Regions from separate parts of the Homo sapiens genome. Here region 2 is linked to region 1. The links are chromatin contacts, found by Hi-C or POLR2A ChIA-PET in ENCODE. All regions are on one chromosome and are shown on one strand. Each heading gives the region's core, a stretch centred on a gene start or an enhancer-like site at or near the end of the contact. The rest is flanking DNA. Distances are from core to core; before and after follow the strand shown.

What was found. A loop is a pair of places that touch in the nucleus more often than their neighbours do. ChIA-PET counts read pairs that join two places held with the same protein, here RNA polymerase II (POLR2A). Pooled maps may share reads with other maps.
Region 2: a loop to region 1 is called in a map of Caco-2, with 5 times the contacts of the local background. The contact joins two enhancer-like sites. A Hi-C loop is called at or near these places in 2 of 168 maps with a recorded cell type or tissue (Caco-2 and mammary epithelial cell) and 2 of 50 pooled maps. POLR2A ChIA-PET finds 5 or more read pairs at or near these places in 2 of 52 experiments (activated CD4-positive, alpha-beta T cell and activated naive CD4-positive, alpha-beta T cell).

The regions. Positions count from the first base shown.
Region 1 is chr10:103,792,393-103,796,318 of GRCh38, forward strand. All of the region lies in intron 2 of SH3PXD2A (SH3 and PX domains 2A), which reads right to left. Among named protein-coding and RNA genes, the nearest start is that of SH3PXD2A-AS1, 48 kb to the left of the region's middle. Within about 2 kb of position 2,099, at least 10 of the 41 ENCODE cell types and tissues checked have a DNase peak (open chromatin) inside an H3K27ac peak, as active enhancers do.
Region 2 is chr10:103,888,437-103,892,362 of GRCh38, forward strand. STN1 (STN1 subunit of CST complex) reads right to left here. Exons shown (of 10, transcript NM_024928.5): 8 at 3,694-3,816; 9 at 636-708. Among named protein-coding and RNA genes, the nearest start is that of STN1, 28 kb to the right of the region's middle. Within about 2 kb of position 2,020, at least 17 of the 41 ENCODE cell types and tissues checked have a DNase peak (open chromatin) inside an H3K27ac peak, as active enhancers do.

The DNA.
Region 1 (3,926 bases), core at 849-3,348:
AAACTTCTGTCTCTAGATGGAGTGGGGCTCTCTGGCTTTTTGGAGTTTTAAGCTTCTGAGGGCCTAATTGGTGACATTTCAGCTTACCTGTCTGGCGTCTCTGTGCCAGTCCTATCCTAAGGGCTTTCTTTATATGGACTGTGTCATTTTATTTTTCCTGTTACCCAGTGAGGCAGTTATTACTATACACCCATTATACAGATGAGAAATCAAGCACAGAGAGGTTAAATCACTCATCAAAGCTTAGACAGTAAGCGCTGGGGCTGGTCTTGAAACCCAAGTGCCCTGGCCCTGGAGCACATGCCCTTAGCCACTGTGCCCCAGCAACACACAACTCTGAGTACAGTTTCGTCATGACACAAGAACCCCCACCCAACTGCTTCCTGCCTCAATATGTAGTTTGCAGATTTTGAGTAATATCTGAATACAAGATTCCAGTTGGACAAGATAATTTGGACAGGTCCCTGGGGTTGGTTGTAATGGGATCTAACCAGTTTACATTCCACAGGAATGATCTAGAATGATGGTCCAGGAAATATGAGGTAATGTGATTTTTATAATGAGTTTCATGTCCTCCTTGTTAGACATGTTCTTATGTTTACTTTTTTCACCTGTGCTTTCTGTCCCATTATACCATAATGACCAGGAAAGACATATTTTATTTTTGACTTCCCACCAACCCTAGCTCCCCCAATAGGTGACTCTTTAACTATTCAATATTAATGTTGCAAATAATATATGAATGCATTCTCCTTTTCTAAAAGAGTAAAACATTAAGATAAGGTTCCCCCTTTATCAAGCCCTTCCTCCTACTGATATCCCTAACCCCCATCTAGAGATGAGTCGGATACCAATCTGGAGTACAGCCTTCTAGATTAAAAAACATTTACATTCATATGCTGGATATGTACCTGCAAAATATAAATCTTGTTCTTGGGTTTTTTTTTATATAATTATTATCATACTATAAGTACTGTTTTGAAACTTGCATTGTTTGTTCAGAATGTTTCTTGGAGATCCACCCATGGATCAGTCTCATTTGCTTTGACTGCTGTACTAAGTGCTGTGAGAATATCACAGTTGACTTAGCAACTCTGTATGGATGGTCTTTTAGGCTGTTTCCCATTTTTGCCATTGCAAACAACATGAGGCTGTCTGTGCCTGCCTGGGACCAGTGAATGACCTCAGTCAAGGCTGATGTTCTCCTCTGTCTAAGGCATGTGAGCATTCACAATGACCCATGCTCAGCACATTCTGGAGCTGGCACTGCCACACCAGGTGTGCTGGAGCTCTCTGCAATCCTTGGTACAAGATCATTCTTAGAACTTAGCAGGTTACCTCCCCAGGCTGTGGCCTCATCGCTTTAGTCTAGGGTCAGTAATCTCGAACAAATTCCCTCAATGATTAAAAGGCAGAGTGCCTGCGGAAGAGACATTTCCTCCTCTTTTCTGCTTTCAGGTTGGTTCTTGGCACACACTGGGATCACCCCAGGTTGATCTCAGCTGAGGCCTGCTTTGGATATTAAACCAAATGAAAGCTTATATAAATTTAATGAATAGAAAAATTAACACAGTTTGTTACCTGCAAAGTGAGGCACTTGGAATAAGAACTCCTCTAACTCTAAAAATGCAATGATCCCATAAAGCTCCGTAAGTGACATCAGTACACACCCACACCCATATACACATTCATTCCAAGGCTGGTTGTTAGTGATTCAGGAATTATAATTTTTCCACCCATCATGAGGTGGGCTGTTGGGGAGCTGGAAAGTGAGTGTGACCCCAGGGTGGGGTGCATGGGTGGAGAGTCTGGAGAGATGAATAAGGAATAGAGAGAAAAGCTTGTCAAAATAGGTTAAGTCCTTCAGAGCCAATGAGCAAACCTGAACAACCCTCTTAACTCTATCTTCCAAGCGGTGCAGGGGAAAATAAAGGGCCTCTCCCAGTTCTGATCAAATATTGACCCTGTGCACTCGCTGGCCAGAGTTCAGACTAAAGCAATAGCAGCATGGTGGAGTCGGTGTTTGCAGAGCAATTACTGTAGCCCAGCGCTTTGTAGGTCAGGTTGTGAAACAACCGTCCATGGAGCCAGGGCTTCAGAGAGTCTTCCGGCCCCTCCTCAGTGGGACCAGGAAGGAGCTGTGCAAGGAAATAGACAAAGGCTGGAAACGTGGTCCAGCCACCCGTGAGAAAGCAACTGAAAAGGGCATCTGCCGCCCCTCCTCCCACCTCAACTGCACCTCCAAGCAACCCAGGCCCTTAATCACCAAATGGGCCTCGACGTTAGGCCCTGTCCTGGTCAGCTTTCCCTGGGACAGGTCCTTTTCCTGGTCAGATAGGGCTGAGTGGTGAGTTATTTTTAGAAGAAACCAATTTCCACTTGGAGACTAAGAGCCTCACCTCTTCCCTGTTCTTAACTTCACATCTGAAAGGCTCTTAGAAGCCCTCTCGGGAACCTGACCTGGTTTCCAGAAGAAGTGTTTGGAATAGCCGCTGAGCTGAAAAGCCCTAAGGATGGGCAAACTGTGCAGGAGAATAATCTCCCTCTTCTTGCCAGGGCCCTAGAAGATTTCAGGGGGCAACTCAGGAAGGGGCTGGGAGGTGACAGATCACTGTAGGGTGGCCAGAAAGCCAGCTCAAGCCTGTTGTGTGTTCAAAGTTGTCTAAGCTACCAGTCTAATAGAATTTTCTGTGATAATAGAAATGTTCCATATCTGCCCAATACACAACCACTAGCCACGGCCGCCACTGAGTACTTGTGATCTAGCAAGTGCAACCAAGGAACTGAACATTTACTTTTATTTCATTTAATTTTTAAAATTTAATTTCAAAAATTTTTAATTAACTTTAATTTAAATAGCCACATGTGGCTAGTGGCCACCGCGTTGGACAGTACAGCTTTAAAGCCTCCGTACCTGGGGGTTCTAAGTGGGCAGCCCCTGCGTGTGAGTCTGGGTCTGAAGGCTCGTGGCAGGAGATATGGGGAGAGAAGAAGGTCTGGAGAAGAGCAGAGGGTGTTATCCTGGTGCTCATGGATGGATTTCAGGCAGGGTATGGATAACCAAAAAGGTTACTAGAATTACAGGTGCACATTCATGCACTTGTCTGGGGAGAGAGTCTTTGGCTTTCATTAGAAGCATAAAAGAGTCTCTCATCTCAAAAGTAAAATAAGATAAAATAACTCACTGATGTGTCAGATAAAACTTACTTCTTCAGGAAGCCTGCCCTGATCCCAGAGTATAAGGTTTCCCTATAATATGTCTATGGCACCTTCCTTTGTTACATCTGGAATGGTGTAAAACAATATTGTTTGTCTTTGTTTTTTAACTAAAATCTGTCTTCCCTCACTAAGCTGTGAGACCCATAAAGGCAGGAACCAGATCTGCTTTGGATCATCAATGTGTCCCAGAGCTGGCACACCGCCTGGATGTACAAGGCAGACACTTAATATTGGAAGGATGGGAAGAAGGAAAGAAGGAAGGGAGGGAGAGAGGGAGAGAGGGAGGGAGGAAAAGGAAGGAAGGAAGGAAGGAAGGAAGGCAGGAAGGAAGGAAGGAAGGAAGGAAACCAGAGACATATTTTACCCTGATAAGAATTCTCAAAAAACAACCAAATCCCCCCAAACTAGAGTGTGGGTGTTTGGCTATGTCACCCTAGGCTGCTGTCACTAATTAAGACCATATGGGGGCCGGGTGTGGTGGCTGATGCCTGTAATCCCAACACTTTGGAAGACCGAGGCGGAAGGATACTTGAGCCCAGGAGTTTGAGACCAGCCTGGGCAACACAGTGGGACCCTGTCTCTACAAAAAATAAAAAAAAAAATTAGCTAGTCATAGTGGCATGCATCTGTGATCCCAGCTACTTGGGAGGCTCAGGCTGGAAGATCTCTTGAACCTGGGAGGCTGAGGCTTCAGTGAGCCATGATCA
Region 2 (3,926 bases), core at 770-3,269, 96 kb after region 1:
GAAATGGTATTGTTCCTTGTCAGAGTAGCTACAGTTTCAGTGTCTAACCACTAGGGGCTGAACTAACTCTACCAAAACTATTTTCTAAACCATGTCTTTTGCAAATTAACAGTTTCCAAGATGACTGAATTACACCGTTCATAAACAGTCATGTCTAGAACCATCCCTTCCAACACTGAAAGGCTTTGATGTTAGAATAGAGGGAAATGTCAGGTTTGTGTTCAAAGAAGGGGGGCAAGCATGAAATAGGAAATAACACAAATCAGAGAGAACATGAGAAGCAGAATGACATCAAAACGTCCTAGTGTGGTGACCTCACTGTATCAGAATTCCTTGTCTAGCCCCCACCTCATCCTCTATGGAAACAAAATCCCCAGGGTAGAATCTGGGCTCTGAATGTTCAGAGGGCTCCAAGGTTGAATCTTATGTACAGCCAAGATCACAACAACTGTGCTAGCCCAACACTCCTTTAGAGAGGAGATGGAGGCTCAGGGAGGGCAGGTACTTTGACTATCACCTTTCCAAGTCACTACTGGGAAAAGTCCCGGGTCTCCTGACTCTCCATCCAGTGCTCCCCGGGAGACAGTATCCCCTTCCAGGGCACCAGGGCATCACTTGTACATTATACCACTTACGATTTGGTTTCTGGCAGTCCTGCTGAATGATCCGGTGGATCTTTCTGTGCAGGTCTTTGTCTTCTCTGGTTACCTAAATAGGAAAAATAGTTGAGAGAGAGAGTGTTCTTAGGTAACACAGCAGTTGTGTCATCCAGACTTCCAAATTAGTATTCAGGATAGTTTCTAAAGATTACATAATAATCATCTTCCCTACACCATTAATGTGGTGTTTGATACTTGGCCTAGTGTCAAACCAGTTCTGCCCAGAGGACACGTCCTTGGGAGTTGGTTCATTGGGGCAATGAGGTTAAAACAAAAAAAAAGCTGGAATTGCATACTTTTAAGGGACAACTTTCTTCTTCAACACTCATAACACATTTTTGTTATTTGTTGTTATAGTTTTGAGCGAGGCACAGTGATCAAGGCCTCCAATCTCCACCCCATGACTCCTTCTTCTGGGCCCTGACACCTGTCTTGTGTTGCATCAGTTTTCTTGCTTCTCCCAACCACAAGGAAAAATAAAAGGAGAAAAAAAAAAAAAAAACCCTGCAAGGACAGGCTAGCATGAGAGTAAAGCTAGCCTATCCACTGAAACACATTCTGCTCTCAAAGGTAGACATAACTTAGTCTTTTTCTTTTTCCTTTTTTTTTTTTTTTTTTTTTTTTGAGACGGAATCTCACTCTTATCGCCCAGGCTGGAGTGCAGTGGCACGATCTTAGCTCACTGCAACCTCCGCCTCCCAGGTTCAAGTGATTCTCCCGCCTCAGCCTCCCGAGTAGCTGGGATTACAAGCGTGCACCACCACGTCCAGCTAATTTTTGTATTTTTAGTAGAGATGAGGGTTTCACCATGTTGACCAGGCTGGTCTCGAATGCCTGACCTCAAGTGATTCCACCCGACTTGGCCTCCCAAAGTGCTGGGATTATAGGCGTGAGCCACCGCACCTGGCCAACTTAGTCTTTTTTAACCAGCTCAGATTAAGAGGGAAGCAGCACACAACAGGTTTCACCTTCATGTTCCACAGTGAATCTAGTAACAAAAAAAGAGAGAAAGAGAAAGAAAAAAAAGAAACAGAAAAAGAGAGAGGAAGAAAGGAAGAAAGAAAATAGGCATGCAAACAAATAGCTGTAAGTTTCCTCCTTAAAGACAGCCCAAGAATGCCTGTCTGACCTGCCTTACTGGAGGGGGCATCTTGAGAACACCTGCCTTCTCTCAGCTCACAAGGTTATGACGAAGATTAAACAAGGTCATGTGTGAGAGCTGCTGAACCTAGGAAAGCACTAGGCAAACAGAAGTGTTGACTTATTTTAACCATTTCCCTGAGGCAGGGCTTCAGGAGAAAGGTGACTACAAAGCAGTGGAGAGATGAAGTCAGAGATGGCGACAAGAGATCTATTTGTGCTTGATCACAATGATTCACAGGAGGAAGTACCCAGCCCCACCACGCCTTGCCCTGGACTGCTGCTCCTCAGGAAGGGCTGCTCTCTAAAGGCCTGGGAGGAAAGGTGTGTCCCAGAGCAGGGCTCAAGGTGAGCTGCCCCCATAGCTTCTCCAACTTCCAGGAAGCAACCAACTCCCACCCGGCCTTCCCATGCCAGGACTCCCATCCTGGGACGGTGTGGGAGGCACTCGCCCTTATGTAGACTGGGATACCTGCTTCAAAAGTTATTTAAATGGTATTGTAATTTCTAAAATCTCTCTAAAGAGGGGAGTCACTAGGGTAAATCAACATCAGGAAATGTCATATTAAGAAAAGCTCCCCGTCAGGAATCTTGCCTGTGAATAGTGAGACTTCTGGAATACCACAGAATTTGATCAGTCTCTGGGAGAGCTGCACATAACGGAGTCCACACCCACTGATGTCAGTGGTCCTGAGAAGGCCCATTTCCACCTTAGCTCCTCCCAATATTAAAGGTATGCAGCAAAAGGTGAACTTTTAACTTGAAAGAGTGAGGCAAACAAGCACCTACACTTCTGCTGGGAGTCAACTGGTACAGCCTTCAGGCAGGCCCATCACACTGTGTTGACCAAAAGCTTAAATGGCCATGCCCTCTGCTCCAGCAGCTCTTCTTTTAAGAGTCAATCTTACAGAAATACTGACATGAGTTCACAAATATAGTTGTGCAAAAATAGCCACAGCAACACCATTTGTGACAGCAAAAGTTAGAAATACCCTAAGTACCCATCAAAAAGGAATGTCTAAAAAATACACAACAGGTACCCATAGTATGGAATACCCTGAGGATGTTAAAAAGAACGAGGTAGATTTATAACTACTAATGTGGAAAGGTGCCTGTCATGTGTTATCTTGGTACCAAAAAAGGTACAGAGCATTATTTAGAGTAGCAAGTCTCAATGGTCCCAGGAGATACCCGGCAATGTCCAGGGACATTTTTGGTTGCCACAGTTGGGGTGTTGCTCCTGGTCTCTAGTAGGTGAAGGTCAGGCATGCTGCTAAATATCCTGCAATGCACAGGATAGTTCCCATGGCAATCGATCACCTACCCCAAATAGTGTTCAGATTGAGAAGTGTCAATTTAGAAGATGATCACATTTTTTATAAAGCAAAAAGGTTCTTGCATAAGTCAGGGATTGGAAACAATGAAAAAGCCACAGGAGCACATTTGTATATGTATGCATCTGTAAATGTACAGATAAATGTCTAGAAGGATATACAGTTATCTCTCGGTATACTCAGTGGATCAGTTCCAGGACCCTCAGGTATACCAAAATCCACACACACTCAAGTCCTGAAGTTGGCTCTGTGAAACCTGCATGTACAAAAAGTTAGCCCTCATATGTGGGTTTCACATCTGCAAATACTGTACTTTCCATCTGCATTTGGTTGAAAAAGTCTGCATATAAGTAGACCCATGCAATTCAAACTTGTGTGGTTCATGGGTCAACTGTATTATTAAAAGAGATACCTCGGGGAAGGATAAGGGCCAACTTTCACTTCTGATTTTATGTACCTCCTTAATGATTTTTAAGAATAATTAAGTGGTTATTCATAAGTAATAAATATATTTGTAATTGAAGCTACAAAGAAAAAAAGTTAAGTTGCAAGTGTCTTACATAGTATAGGTTATCAAAACCATCATCTTTCTGGAAAACAAGTCCTTTTTCCTGCAGCAGTTGTATAGCATTCTTAAATATACTATGAATTGCCTTGGAAGTGGTGTCCTTCTTAAAATTCACCTGTAAAGAGAGGAAAAAGAAAAAAGAAAAGAAATAAGTCTCACCTTACGGCACCTGAGAACAACTCCTAGACCAACTGGTTCATGAATTTGTCCAACAGGCCTTTTAAC